Linked DNA regions of Homo sapiens: region 1 is linked to region 2. A link is an interaction called in ENCODE POLR2A ChIA-PET data of the cell type or tissue named here. Cell type or tissue: IMR-90. All regions are shown on one strand. Region 1 overlaps CSNK1G1 (casein kinase 1 gamma 1). Region 2 overlaps CSNK1G1 (casein kinase 1 gamma 1).

Region 1 (8,000 bases), 77 kb after region 2:
TGTAGAGACAGAGTCTCACCATGTTTCTCAGGTTGGGCTCAAGCGATCCACATGCTTGGCCTCCCTAAGTGCTGGGATTACAGGAGTGAGCCACTGCACCAGGCCCTTTTTCTTATTCTCTAGATAATTCCACCGAAACAGGCACACGTCAAAAAAACAAATGCATTAATGAAGAGGTTACAACGCTCAGAAGTACCGGATATTGATTCTTTACTGGGAAGGTGTAGAGTGGCAAAGTGAATAGTGGGTGTCCCACCTAACAGGTACAGCTATTTCTGCTCCTGTTGAATTTTGCCATATAAAAATATGGGGCCGGGCACAGTGGCTCACGCCTGTAATCCCAGCACTTTGGGAGGCTGAGACAGGCGGATCACTTGAGGTCAGGAGTTCAAGACCAGCCTGGCCAACATGGGGAAATTCTGTCTCTACCAAAAATACAAAAATTAGCTAGGCGTGGTGGCAAGTGCCTGTAATCCCAGCTACTTGGGAGGCTGAGGCGGGAGAATCGCTTGAGCCCAGGAAGTGGAGGTTGCAGTGAGCTGAGATCGTGTCAATGTACTCCAGCCTGGGTGACAGAACAAGGCTCCATCACAAAAAAAAAAAAAAAAAAGAAAAAAGAAAAAAAAGAATACGGGTCCCATGCAATGTGGCCAGCTCTGAGTTTTCAGAAGTTGCTTAACACTGAAATTTTAATAAAATCTCCCAGTTTTTATATGTTCGCAATTAATTTTTTAAAATTTTTAAATACTGTCCACACCACCAGTTTGTAACCTCTGGTCTCAAGTTCTTAAAGTGAAATATGGCTTTTTAAATCTTTAGCGTAAGTGATCTACATTGCCAAAAACAAGGGTGGGAATTCACAAAACACAAAGGAAAATATCCTGTTTAAGATTAAAAAGTATCTTTTTCACCCTACAATACAAATTCGTAATATAAAAGCAAAAGTATGAGATATTTATAATGCTCTCTATAGAGAAATTCAGAATAGTATGATTACTATTGGTAATAAGTTTAATTCATTTCTGTTTCTTATTCAAGAGAAAAATTCCCATTTTTCAATTTCAAATGCAAAAAATAACAATTTAATGTATTATTTAAGGAAATGAGCATCACACAAAATAACAGCTTATTACCCACTGAAATAAAAAAAAGCATTTTTTTTCTTTTTTTCCTTTTTTTTTTTTTTGGAGATAGGGACTTGCTCTGTTGCCCAGGCTGGAGTGCAGCAGTGCAGTCATGGCTCACTGGAGCTTCAACCTCCTGGGCTCAAGCAATCCTCCCACCTCAGCTTTCCCCGCAGATGGGACCACAGACACATACCACCATGCCCAGCTAATTTTTCTATTTTTTGGTGGGGGAAGAGACTAGGTTGTGCTATGTTTGCCCAGGCTGGTTTCAAACTCTTGGATTCAAGCGATCCTCCTGCTTCAACCTCCCAAAGGGCTGGGATTACAGGCACCAGCCATCGCACCCAGCCTAATTAAAGCATTTCTATGACAGTTTTATAATATAAAGAGAAATGGCCATAATATATCATGCACAAAATTACTAAAGATCTATGGGCTATTGGCTAATATGAAGACAGCTGCTTCTGATATTGTACTCAATTAAGGAAGCCATGAACACGGTAAATTTAAAAGTGTCTGGTCAAACACCTAACACCAGTATTAATAAAGTTTTCTAATTATGAAATGACCATATTGTTAAATTTTCCCTGAGTAAGACTTTCCTCCACCTACTGAAAGTGGAGAAGAATGGAGGGAGTTACAGTTATGATTTGGGACATAAAGCCTGAATTATTTTTCTATAGTTCCCGCTAAGCTACTGATAAACCACAGAAGGCAGTAACAAACCTCACAAGAGTGCCTGGTAGGCTCTAATTGGATCTTATCTAACATTTTACTGTATTTTTTCTTTTTTCTTAACTAAATTACTCTAAGTAGTAAATATCTTTTGCCTTCTGAAATCAATATTCTGTAATATGTAATATCTTCCTCTCATGGAGCATAAGTAGTAAATATCTTTTGCCTTCTGAAATCAATATTCTGTAATATGTAATATCTTCCTCTCATGGAGCATAAAGTCTTATTGTAACTTGAATCCTCCCATATTCATTTCTCTTTCCTAGTTTTGTGCATGAAATACCCACAAAGCAATTTGGTTATTTCTCCTAAAGCTGTTCAACAGTTAAACCTTTTTCCTTTGAAGCACATACTATACTCTCAATTGGTACATGCAAGCAAAACAAGTTTTCTTTTCTCTCTCTTTTTTTTTTAAATACAGACACGGTCTTACTACATTGCCCAAGGTCTTACTACATTGCCCAGGCTGGTCTCGAACTCCTGGGCTCAAGCAATCCTCCCGCCTTGACTTCCCAAAGTGCTGGTATTACCAGCATGAGCCGCCATGTCTGGCCCAAAGCAAGTTTTTAATCTCATTTAGTACAGGCCAGGCATGGTGGCTCATGCCTGTAATCCCAGCACTTTGGGAGGCCAAGATGGGTTGATCCCTTGAGCCCAGTAATTCAAGACCAGCCTGGGCAACATGGTGAAACCCTGTCTCTAGCAAAAAAATAAATTAATTAAACAATACAAAAATTAGCCAGACATGGTAGTGCGCATCTGTAGTCCCAGCTACTCAGGAGGCTGAAGTGGGATGATCACTTAAGTCCAGGAGGCAGAGCCTGGAGTGAGCACTACATTCCAGCCTGGGTGACAGAGGAGATCCTATCTCAAAAACTAAATAAGTAAGTAAAATAAAGTCAGTTATTATAAAATTTAAGATAGAGTTCACTTTAATCATAACATTGTAAAATGCACTGCACTTTTACATTCCTCGTTTTGTTTTTGGGTTGTTTTTTTTTTTCCTCGCTCTGTTGCCCAGGCTGGAGTGCAGTGGCACAATCATCTCACTGTAGCTTCAACCTCCTGGGCTCAAGCAATCCTCATGTCTCAGCCCCCTGAGTACCTAGGACTACAGGCTCACGCCACTATGCTGGGCTAATTTTTCCTTTTTTCTTTTTAAAAAATGGAGTCTTAGTATGTTGCCCAGGCTGGTCTTGAACTCCTGGCCTCAAGTGATCCTCCTGCCTTGGCCTCGCAAAGTGCTAGGATTACAAGTGTAAGCTAGCACAACCAGCCTCCTCTTGCTTTTGTGTGGTATTTACTGGCAACCTGAAAAGCTGTGGTTTAAAATCTGCTATGACATTGAATATAATTACTAGCTTACTTTTATTTAACTTTTGTCCAGTCTCAAAAAATTATTTAATTACTGACTATACTTTTTTTTTTTTCTTTGAGACAGAGTTTCACTTTTGTTGCCCAGACTGGAGTGCAATGGCGCAATCTCGGCTCACTGCAACCTCTGCCTCCTGGGTACAAGCGATTCTCCTGCCTCAGCCTCCCTAGTAGCTGCGATTACAGGCATGTGCCACCACGCCCAGCTAATTTTGTATTTTTAGTAGACATGGGGTTTCTCCATGTTGGTCAGGCTGGTCTCAAACTCCTGACCTCAGGTGATCCACCCGCCTCGGCCTCCCAAAGTGCTGGGATTACAGGTATGAACCACTGTGCCTGGCCAATTACTGACTATACTTAAAACATATAAACAATTTCACCCATCCAATTAAAATCTTTAAAGTTATATTTACTCCCCTCCTTCCTTCAAAACGCCATTATCCCCTTATCTTCTCACTCTATAGCTATGTGGAAATGCAAAAGGAATACTAGTGTTCTTAAAACAAAGCCTCTCTTTTCCCAGCTGATTTTACTGTTCTATAAAAATAGTTTGCTTTAAGACATGTCACATTGTAGAACAGTAACAACTACACCATCTAAACCTTATTGGGCCTTTATGCACCAGGTACACTTTAAATGATTTAAATATATTAATTCATTAAATCCTTCCACTACCTTATGGATAGTAATACTGTTACTATAATTCTCACTTCACAGATGAGGAAACCAAGTAAGATGCGTAACAAAACTAGAAAGCAGTAGAGGCTTTGACACTTTTGTCAGGTAGATACTTGACATCCTGACTCAAAAGCCCCTGACTTACACTACTATGTATTTATAAACACTACACTGATTACCCAAACCTATAAATACCGAAGCATATGATTGTCCTGTGCGATGGTTAATACTGAGTGTCAACTTGATTGGACTGAAGGATGCAAAGTAATGTTCCTGGGTGTTTCTGTGAGGGTATTGCCAAAGAAGATTAAGATTTGAGTCAGTGGCCTGGGAGAGGCAGACCCACCCTTAATCTGGGTGGTACCATCTAATCAGCTGCCAAAATGGCTAGAATAAAGCAGGCAGAAGAAGACAAAAGAGCAGCCTTGCTGAGTCTTCCAGTTTTCATCTATCTCCCATGCTGGATGCTTCCTACCCTCGAAGAACATCTGACTTCAAGTTCTTCAGCTTTTGGTCTCTTGGACTTACACCAGTGGTTTGCCAGAGGCTCTCAGGCCTTCGGCCACAGACTGGAGGCTGCACTGTCTGCTTCCCTACTTTTGAGGTTTTGGGACTCAGACTGGCTTCCCTGCTCCTCAGTTTGCAGATGGCCTATGGTGAGTCTTCACCTTGTGACTGTGTGAGTCAATTCGGCTTAATGAACTCCCCTTCATATATACATATATTCTATTAGTTCTGTCCTTCTAGAGAACCCTGACTAATACACCCTAGGACCACATATTCTTGTTGCCTAATTATAAAGGAACTCCATGAAATTTCTTTAATGGTTCTTAAGAGTCACTGCTGACTGTGCAACAAATGCACATGGTATTATAAGAAAATTTATTCTTTTAGGGAATAAGTACATTTTCATGTAAAATATTCAAGTTTTGAATACATCAATAGAATCCTACTAAATTAGCTTGTATTGTACAGTGAAATTATTACCATACAGTCTGATACTCTGTAATATGTGTTAGCAGGGTAACTATTGAACATGTAAAAAGCATCTGAATCATGAGAACTTGATTAATACAGGATTTAATAAAGAATTCTTTTGTTGTTTTCAGTATTTGTGACATCTGGGTAGTGGACACTTTTTCCTATAATCATCCCCTACAGCTACACAGTAATAGAAGTATATTTTAAGGAGAATGGAGCAACACAATTTCAAGTGGTTGTTAGTGATATTTTACCTTCACTGGGATATAGCTACAGTTACATTATCTCACTCATAAGCAGCATAGCAGGCATCCGTTTGAATTCTACAAATGTATATGCTCAGCTTTCAGACTCATCTTTCATTATTTTCAGTAAAAACAACTCCAAATTCTATTAATTGGAGAAGGTATACAGGTGGTGAGCTTGCCTAAAAGACAATGCACATATCCTGATAGCTGTTAGTACTGCCTTATTCTCATATTATAATGGCTTACTTACTTCATACCAAGAGAAACTCATAGCCCCAGAATCACAAAAAATTATATAATCATTTCTATAACAAATTTACTCAAATAGCAGAGAAGTAGATTCACAACTACTTTAAATAAAGGTTTTAAAAGCTCCATAATTATAACTACCTTTAACTATTATAACTTTAGGCCTTAAATCACATCTCTAAATTTTTACAGTAATAAGACAAGCATCTTTTAAGTGCCTACTGCATACCAGGCACTATGCAAGACACTTCACTTGGACTATCTTAATAACTATCCTATGAAAGAGGTATGATTATTATCACTTTACATAAAAGAAAAGATTAGAGAGGGTAAGTAATTGGCCTAATACTACACAGCTAAGAAATGGCAGAGACAGAGACGGACAGAGAGACAGAGAGTTAGTTCAAACTCATATCTGCCCTGATTCCAGTGGTGCTACCCACATCATGTCATATCTTATATTACATCACACTTTACCTCATTAAATGTGAATAAAAACCTTTGCATCTCAGCTTTCAGTTTTGTAGTGTTTTAAGCCATGAACTACAAAAAGAAATAGTTTTGGAAACAGAGTCCTGCTCTGTCACCCAGGCTAGAGCGAAGTGGCACAATCTTGGCTCATTGCAACCTCGACTTCCCAGGTTTCAAGTGATTCTTGTGCCTCAGCTTCCTAAGTGGCTGGGACTACAGGTGTGTGCCATGATGCCCAGCTGATTTTTGTATTTTTAGTAGAGACAGGGTTTTGCCATGTTGCTCAGGCCAGTCTCGAACTCTTGGCCTCAAGTGATCCACCTACCTCAGCCTCCCAAAGTGCTGGAATTATAAGTGTGAGCCACCATGCCTGGCCCAAGAAAATATTTTTAACATTTAAAAAAGTAGTTTAGGCCAGGCATGGTGCTTCACACCTGTAATCCCAGCACTTTGAGAGGCCGAGGTGCGCAGATCACCCGAGGTCAGGAGTTCGAGATCAGCCTTGCCAACATGGTGAAACTCCGTCTCTACTAAAAATACAACAATTAGCCGGGCATGGTGGCAGGCACCTTTAATCCCAGCCACTCAGGAGGCCGAAGCAGGAGAATCGCTTGAACCTGGGATGTGGAGGTTGCAGGGAGCTGAGATCACGCCATTGCACTCCAGCCTGGGTGACAGAGCGAAACTCTGTATCAAAAAAAAAAAAAGTAGGGGGGAGGAGCCAAGATGGCCGAATAGGAACAGCTCCGGTCTACAGCTTCCAGCATGAGCGACGCAGAAGACGGGTGATTTCTGCATTTCCATCTGAGGTACCGGGTTCATCTCACTAGGGAGTGCCAGACAGTGGGCGCAGGCCAGTGGGTGCGCGCACCGTGCGCGAGCCGAAGCAGGGCGAGGCATTGCCTCACCTGGGAAGCGCAAGGGGTCAGGGAGTTCCCTTTCCGAGTCAAAGAAAGGGGTGACGGACGCACCTGGAAAATCGGGTCACTCCCACCCGAATATTGCGCTTTTCAGACCGGCTTAAAAAACGGCGCACCACGAGACTATATCCCACACCTGGCTCGGAGGGTCCTACGCCCACGGAATCTCGCTGATTGCTAGCACAGCAGTCTGAGATCAAACTGCAAGGAGGCAGCGAGGCTGGGGGAGGGGCGCCCGCCATTGCCCAGGCTTGCTTAGGTAAACAAAGCAGCCGGGAAGCTCGAACTGGGTGGAGCCCACCACACCTCAAGGAGGCCTGCCTGCCTCTTTAGGCTCCACCTCTGGGGGCACGGCACAGACAAACAAAAAGACAGCAGTAACCTCTGCAGACTTAAATGTCCCTGTCTGACAGCTTTGAAGAGAGCAGTGGTTCTCCCAGCACGCAGCTGGAGATCTGAGAACGGGCAGACTGCCTCCTCAAGTGGGTCCCTGACCCCTGACCCCCGAGCAGCCTAACTGGGAGGCACTCCCCAGCAGGGGCACACTGACACCTCACACTGCAGGGTATTCCAACAGACCTGCAGCTGAGGGTCCTGTCTGTTAGAAGGAAAACTAACAAACAGAAAGGACATCCACACCGAAAACCCATCTGTACATCACCATCATCAAAGACCAAAAGTAGATAAAACCACAAAGATGGGGAAAAAACAGAACAGAAAAACTGGAAACTCTAAAACGCAGAGCGCCTCTCCTCCTCCAAAGGAACGCAGTTCCTCACCAGCAACGGAACAAAGCTGTATGGAGAATGATTTTGACGAGGTGAGAGAAGAAGGCTTCAGACGATCAAATTACTCTGAGCTACGGGAGGACATTCAAACCAAAGGCAAAGAAGTTGAAAACTTTGAAAAAAATTTAGAAGAATGTATAACTAGAATAACCAATACAGAGAAGTGCTTAAAGGAGCTGATGGAGCTGAAAACCAAGGCTCGAGAACTACGTGAAGAATGCAGAAGCCTCAGGAGCCGATGCGATCAACTGGAAGAAAGGGTATCAGCAATGGAAGATGAAATGAATGAAATGAAGCGAGAAGGGAAGTTTAGAGAAAAAAGAATAAAAAGAAATGAGCAAAGCCTCCAAGAAATATGGGACTATGTGAAAAGACCAAATCTACGTCTGATTGGTGTACCTGAAAGTGATGGGGAGAATGGAACCAAGT
Region 2 (8,000 bases):
AAGAATGATTCAACATACATAAATTAATATATGAGATATATCTCATGAATAGAATGGACAAAACCGTATGATCATCTCAATAGACACAGAAAAGGCATTTGATAAAATTCAACATCCCTTCATGATTAAAAAAAAATCCTCGGCTGGGCGCGGTGGCTCTCGCCTGTAATCCAAGCACTTTGGGAGGCTTTGAGGAGGGCGGATCATGAGGTCAAGAGATCGAGACTATCCTGGCCAACATGGTGATACCCTGTCTCTACTAAAAATACAAAAATTAGCTAGGTGTGGTGGCGTGAACCTGTAATCCCAGCTACTCGGAAGGCTGAGGCAGGAGAATCGCTTGAACCAGGGAGGCAGAGGTTGCAGTGAGCCAAGATTGCGCCACTGCACTCTAGCTTGGGAGACAGAGCGAGACTCCATCTCAAAGAAAAACAAAACAAAACAAAACAAAAAAAACCCTCAACAAACTAGGTACAGAAGGAACATACCTCAATGTAACAAAGGTCATATAGGACAAATACAGCTAACATCATTTTAAACAGGGAAAAGCTGAATTTCTCCTCAAAAAATTGGAACAAGACAGGATGCCGTCTCTCACCACTCTAATTCAACATAGTACTAGAAGTACTATCCAGAGCAAACAGGCAAGAAAAAGACATAAAGGGCATCCAAATTGAAAAGGAGGAAGTCGAATTGTCCCTATATGCAAGTGACATGATTGTATATGTGGAAAATCCTAAAACTGCCACCAAAAAAATTCTCAAAATGAATTTAAAAATGTAGTCAAGTTGCAAGATACAAAAGCAACATGCAAAAATTACTAGCCATGTGCCTGTAGTCCCATCTACTCAGGAGGCTGAGGCAGGAGGATCACTTGAGCCTGAGAAGTGGAGGTTGCAGTGAGCCGAGATCACACCACTGCACTCCAGCCTGGGTGACTGAGTGAGAACCTGTTTCAAAAAAATAAATAAACAGGCCGGGCATGGTGGCTCACACCTGCAATCCCAGCACTTTGGGAGGCCTAGGCAGGTGGATCACCTGAGGTCAGGACTTCGAGAACAGCCTGGCCAACATGGTGAAACCCCGTCTCTACTAAAAATACAAAAACTAGCTGGGTGTGGTGGTGGGCACCTGTAATCCCAGCTACTTGGGAGGCTGAGGCAGGAGAATTGCTTGAATCTGGGAGGCAGAGGTTGCAGTGAGCCGAGATCACGCCACTGCACTCCAGCCTGGGCGACAGAGCGAGACTCTGTCTCAAAAAATAAAAATAAAATAAGAAATAAATAAATTAGTAGCATCTCTACATCCCAATAACAAACTAGTGGAAAAAAATCAAGAAAGTAATTCCATTTACAATAGCTACAAAAAAAATACCTAGGAATAAATTCAACCAAGGATATGAAAGAGCTCTACAAGGGAAACTGTAAAACACTGGTGAAGGAAACTGAAAAATTAAAAAAAAAAAAAAAAAAGAGTGTGGGCCGGGGGGAGACATCCCTTGTTCATAGATTGGAAGAATATTGTAAAAATATTAATAATACCAAAAGCAATCTATAGCTTCAACACAATCCATATCAAAATACCTAAGACATTCTTCACAGAAATAGAAAAAACAATCCTAAAATTCTTATGAAATCACAGAAGACTCTGAATAGCCAAAGCAATCCTGAGCAAAAAGAACAAAGCAAGGCCAGGCATAATGGCTCACACCTGTAATCCCAGCACTTTGGGAGGCTGAGGCAGGTGGATCACTGGAGTCCAGGAGTTTGATGCCTGCCTGTGTAACATGGCAAAACCCCACCTCTACAAAAAATTAGCAGGGCGTGGTGAGGGAGGCTGAGGCTGTAGTGAGCCGTGATCACATCACTGCACTACAGCCTGGGTAACAGAGTAAGACCCTGTATCAAGGCGGGGAAAAAAAAACAACACAGCTGGAGGCATCACCCACTAATCACGCACTACCTGATGTCAAAATATACTACAAAGCTACAGTAACCAAACAGCATGTTACTGGCATAAACAGACAAAGAGACCAAGGGAAGAGAGGAGAGAACCCAGAAATAAACCCACATATTTGGAACCAGCTAATTTTCAACAAAGGTGCCAAGAACATTCAGTAGGGAAAGGATGGTCTGTTTAGAGAAATGAAACTAGACCCCTATCTCTAACTATACAAAAAAAAACAAATCAAAATGGATTAAAGACTTAGATGTAAGACCTGAAACTATGAAACTACTAGAATAAAACATTGGGGAAATGCTTCATGACATTGGTCTGGGCAAAATCTTTCAGGTAAGACCTCAAAAACACAGGCAACAGAAGCAAAAATAAACAAATGGAATTTCAGCAAGCTAAGAAGCTCCTGCACAGCAAAGGAAACAACTGAGTGAAGAGACAACCAGTAGAATAAGAGAAAATATAATATATGCAAACCATGTATCTAATAAGGGATTAATTAATAGCCAGGATATATATGCAATTCAAACAACTCAATAGCAAAAAATAGTAAAAATAATAATCTGATTTAAAAATGGGCAAATGATCTTCACAGCCATTATCAAAATCAGTTTATCAAAAACATGTGTGTACGTCCATGTTTATTACAGCTCTATTCATAATAGCAAAGATATGCAATTAACCTAAGTGTCCATTAACAGATAAAGGACAAAAAAATGTGGTACATATACACACAAGGAAATACTATTCACCCATAAAAAAGAATGAAATTCACACCTGTAAGCCCAGCTCTCAGAGAGGCGAGGTGGGAGGATAGTTTGAGCCCAGGAGTTTGAGACCTGACTGGGCAGTATAGCGAGACCCCGGTTCTCCACAAAAAGGAAAAAAAAAAAAGACACACACACAAAAAAAGAATGAAATTCTGTCATTTGCAGCAACACAGATGGAACTGGAGGCCTTTATAATAACTGAAATAAGGTAGGCAGGGAAAGACAAATATCACATGTTCTCGCTCATGTGAAAACTTAAAAAGTTGATCTCATATAGAATGATGGTTACCAGAGGCTGGGAATGGTTGGGTGTGGGGAGGATGAAGAGAGCTTGGTTAATGGGTACAAACATACAGTTAGAAGCAATAAATTCTAGTGTTGATAGCACAGCAGAGTGACTATAGTTAACAATAATTTATTGTATATTTCAAAATAGCCAGAAGAGTAGATTTGAAATGTTCCCAACACAAAGAAATGGTAAATGTTTGAGGTAATGAGTAGCTTAACCACCCTGACTTGATAATTACACATAGATATGCATGTATCAAAATATCACATATATCCCATAAATAGGTATATTATGTATCAATTTTAAAAATGAACCGCCTACTAGGTATTTAACAAGTTAACTGGCTTTCTCTGCCCAATGAGATTTTGTTTTGACTACTGCATTTGTGAAGTTTCAACTGGGGTCTTGTTAAGGCTGGACACAGTGGTTCATGCCTGTGATCCCAGCACTTTGGGCAGCCAAGGTGAGAGGATCACCTGGGGCCAAGAGTTCAAGACCAGCCTGGTCAACATAGTGAGACTCCATCCCTACAAAAAACTAAAAATATTAGCCAGCTATGGTGCATTGCGCCTGTAGTCCCAGCTACTTGGGAGGCTGAGGCGGGAGGATGACTAGAGCCAAAGAATTTGAGGCTGCAGCAAGCTACGATTGCACCACTACACTCTAGCCTCAGAATCAGAGCAAGAGTCCGTCTCTTTAAAAAAAAAAAAAAGGGGGGGGGGGAGGAATCTTGTCATTTTTTAATTTGAGGATTAGCTTCTCCTTTATAAGAGAGCCAAATCAGAAGAGTCACTAGATTACAATAGCTGCTGGGAAGCCAGGATATGGGAGCCTAGACTTAGAAATTTCAGGTTATGTCAGAGACCTCCATTTTCCTGTCATTTACTGCAAAGAATCCTATTATCCTGCCGTTTACCTACCCTCTAAACCCTCAATCCTCTTTCATTTGCTCTGGTCCTTGCTGACTCATCCCCTCCCTCCCTTTTTCCTCCCACTTCAGCTGCATGCTTGGTTCTGGCTTATTCATCTTCTAGTCAATTAACGAACATATACCACGCTGTTGTCATGTGGTCAGCTATGGAGTCATTCTCATACTGTCACTCTTCCTAATACGGATCTGTTTCGGCCACAGACTCTTTCATATCTCTGCCCCAAACCTCTCATCCACCAAATCTTGTTCCTGTGTGCTAGAATACAAGCAAAACTGAGAGCTATGCTGGAAAAAAGATTTATGGATTGGAAAATTTTTAAATTGATAATGTATGTATCTTCCTAAGTAAAAGACCCTAAGGAAATACTGAAACCTAAAATCATTCCCATAAAAAGAAAAGAAATTAAAACTTGCCTATGGTGACCATAATACAATTAACATAACATTGATGATTGAAGAAAATAAGAAAAATAGTTATAAGATTTTACAATTTGGTTTCTATAAGAAATGAAAAAATGATAGCTAACAGGAAAATAAAATGCTTATTCTCAGTTTCAAGGTTCTCATGGTCCCCTTTACTTTCTTCCCTGATTATCTTGGAGATATCAATTCTTAAGCATTAAGTCTTGAAAATCTTGGTGGTAAAACTGTAATCAAGAAACAAAGCTTGAAAAGTGTGACCACTCACTAGAAAACAAAGTGGAATGGAAGAGAAAGAGTTAGAGATCACACAAGGAAAAGCAGAGACAATGTGGAAGACCTCCAACCAGAACCACATTCACAATTACCCAGTGCTGTCATTTTTGTTCTATCTCTACATAATTAGAGAATTGGTATGAATTTCTAGATCAGGTCATCAATGTGAAACTGGGGTCCAAAAGGCCAAGGTAATGATTAAGAGTTGGGTACTGAAGAAAATGGTCATAGTCCCAGGACAACAAAAAGTTCCTATTTTAGGAATTTAATGTCTCAAGCTCTGGATATCACAGCAATAGGTATTCTTTAAATTCATAATCAATCATTTTTCCCAAATAATTTCATACATTTATAAGCAATGATTAATTCACTGAACAAACCTAAGTCACAATGGGCTTTTTGTTTAAGTATTCATTGTCAGGAAATCCAAATATTTTATAATTCACTGGACAGTAATGAACAATGACAGACAAAACACTAGTGAGTAAAAACACTAATTATGTTACTGTGGTCTTTGTGTGGCTTTGGCACAAAAGGTTGTTTATTTACAATGCTGCAACATCACCTTGGTAATCAAAAGAGTGGCATATGCGCACTGGCTGCTCAAACATTAACTACCAATGAGTCATACTTGCAGCTGAGAACTTACTCTGAAAAAATAGGGGGAGGAATGCTGTGCCTCTAAGTTAAAAACAAGCTCTGGTGTTCATGCTCACATTTACAAGGACACATGGTGAAATCTTGTCTATTTTCTTGTCAATTGATCTTCTTTCAAAATAAATTTCCTTTTTTTAACCATCACAAGGAATATTTTTATTAATAACATTGGTAAAAATCTAAAAAGGCAAGCTTATTAAATCTTTCTAACTTCTTTCTGCCACTGAACTACTTGCTGACTGCTATGTGACAGAATGACATCACACCAGGCCTTAAGATACGCTTGAGATACAAGGGTAAAGAAGACACAAGGCTTGTTTTCAAGGAGCTTATAATCTTATGGCAGGGAGTGGGGAGAGTGGGACCAATATGCAATTACAATAAAAAAATAGTCAATGCCTAATCATCAATAGGATAATATAATCAGGATTTTAAAAATATCCCAATGTTCTTCCTCATCTGGACTCTGGAAAAAATAAAATAAAAAATATGGCCAGGCACGGCGGCTCACATCTGTAATCCCAGCACTTAGAGAGGGCGAGGCAGGCAGATCACGAGGTCAGGAGATCAAGACCATCCTGGCCAACATGGTGAAACCCCGTCTCTACTAAAAAAATACAAAAAATTGGCCAGGCGTGGTGGCTCACGCCTGTAATCCCAGCACTTTGGGAGGCCGAGGCAGGCGGATCACGAGGTCAGGAGATCGAGACCATCCTGGCTAACATGGTGAAACCCCGTCTCTATTAAAATTACAAAAAAAAACTAGCTGGGCATGGTGGCGGGCGCCTGTAGGCCCAGCTACTCGGGAGGCTGAGGAGGAGAATGGCGTGAACCCGGGAAGCGGAAGTTGCAGTGAGCCGAGATAGTGCCACTGCACTCCAGCCTGGTGACATAGCAAGACTCCATCTAAATTTTAAAAATAATAAATATATAAATAAATGGCAAACTTGGGCCTAATATGAAGAACTTCAAATACACTGGACTTTCCCACATTAAATTAGCCTGAAGAGTGGTGAACTCTATGATTAGAACTAAGTAGTCAAGCCGATTTAGATGACTGTAAGAAAATCCTAAAAGTAATTCTTACACTAGCGGGTAGGGGTAGCAAGGGGATTTGAAACAGAAAACTAAAGCACTTCCTATCTTGGAAAAGTCTGCAGCTACCTTGTTAGTTGCAGGCAAGGGTATTAAGATGATGCCCACCGCAGCTATTTTAGAAGTAGTGGGTGATCTCAAGAAGCAGAAAAGAGGCCAGTAGTCACCACTGAACTGCATATAGGACCTAGAAGGCTTTGTGACCTTTACATGTTTGTTAGAAAAGGTACTGGGAGACAGACCAACGATGGCCAGCCTACCTGACTATGAGTCAACAGTTGGCCTAACCAGTACAACAGAGCCCTCCTATTCCCACTCATGACAATGATGGATATACCAGTCTCAGAGATTCCAGTTTTTCCTTGCTGCTTAAGTGAAAAGCAATTTGTATAGTCACCTTTCCTCTAATGCCCTCCCTGTTTACTCCTCGCTTTCAGTGCACAGAGAATGCTGAAACTTCAAGAGCTTGCAATTTTCTGTATTTGGGAAGAGTACCAACCCAGCAGCACAGATGTTATTCCTACCTAACAAATACATTAGATTTTTTTTGGCTCTATATTGAAAAGGGAAGATTGGTCTGATTTGGTGGATCTATTTGAAAGGGCTTACAGAGGAAATCCTGAAAACTGGCCTGTCCACTTCCCCACTTAAACTTCTAAGCTGGACTGGATTAAGCATGTTGTTACCTGACCCTTGGATTTATGAGACATATACAAACATGCTTATCATAAATGGGCTGTGACAGTCTTTTCCCTAAAACTTATGAAACCTAGAATAACTTAACAACATTATAAAACCAGGAATGTAAGAGGAACAACAATTAAAATGTAGTCCTGGGGCATGTGGGAAGATAAGCCTCAAGTTATGTATACACCCTGTGAACTCAGTTGCCAGTCTTAAATCTTATGCCAAAAACACTCCAATCAATTAACAAATATATACTGAGAGGCTACTGTGAGCAAGAATTCATATTAAGTTCAATGAAAGACAAGTCCATTGTGGGCTCCCTGGGTTATAACTATAGCTGATTATTGCTATAGTCAGGGTATAATAAAACTTGAATAACACACAATGACTCATATAATTCTAAATATTTTAGGATGCAGAACTCAAATTCCTTCAGTAGTACCTTCATAGGGTTACTTGAAATAGAACAAACAGTATGATGGCTCATGCCTGTAATCCCAGCATTTTGGGAGGCTGAAGGCAGGAGGATCACTTGAGCCCAGGAGTTCAAGACCAGCCTGGGCAACATGGCAAAACCCCATCTCTACTAAAAATACAGAAAATTAGCCTGGTGTGGTGGTGCATGCCTACAGTACCAGCTACTCAGGAGGCTGAGGCAGGAGAACTGCTTGAGCCTAGAAGGCCCAGGCTGCAGTGAGCCGTGATCGTGCCACTGCACTCCAGTCTGGGTGATGGGAGTGAGACCCTGTCTCCAAAACAAGAAAGAAAGAAAGAAAAAAAAAATAGAAACCAAGCTTTAGTCATTCATATAAAACCTGTCACAGTGAAGGGGGCATAAAGCAGAGGAAATTCTACTAATGTCAAATAGTGAAAATAGCTCTGAAAGATTTCATCTTCTGAGAGACTTGTCCCTACAGGT

Evidence for each region. Peaks named below come from ENCODE experiments on the same cell type or tissue, not always from the same donor. Only the 100,000 strongest peaks of a DNase experiment are listed, where the experiment ranks them.
Region 1: POLR2A ChIA-PET joins it to region 2 with 10 read pairs; 5 of 35 experiments call an interaction of 5 or more read pairs at or near these places.

What each region holds. Positions count from the first base shown.
Region 1 is chr15:64,320,087-64,328,086 of GRCh38, forward strand. The region is part of intron 1 of CSNK1G1 (casein kinase 1 gamma 1); the gene reads right to left. Among named protein-coding and RNA genes, the nearest start is that of CSNK1G1, 32 kb to the right of the region's middle. RefSeq lists enhancers at 6,005-6,865, 6,866-7,725. In IMR-90, no CTCF peak of the experiment used is centred here; a DNase peak (open chromatin) is centred at 4,625.
Region 2 is chr15:64,242,913-64,250,912 of GRCh38, forward strand. The region is part of intron 4 of CSNK1G1 (casein kinase 1 gamma 1); the gene reads right to left. Among named protein-coding and RNA genes, the nearest start is that of PPIB, 84 kb to the left of the region's middle. RefSeq lists enhancers at 3,067-3,567, 3,568-4,068, 4,189-4,248, 5,138-5,432. In IMR-90, no CTCF peak of the experiment used is centred here; DNase peaks (open chromatin) are centred at 4,039 and 5,259; H3K27ac peaks cover 199 bases.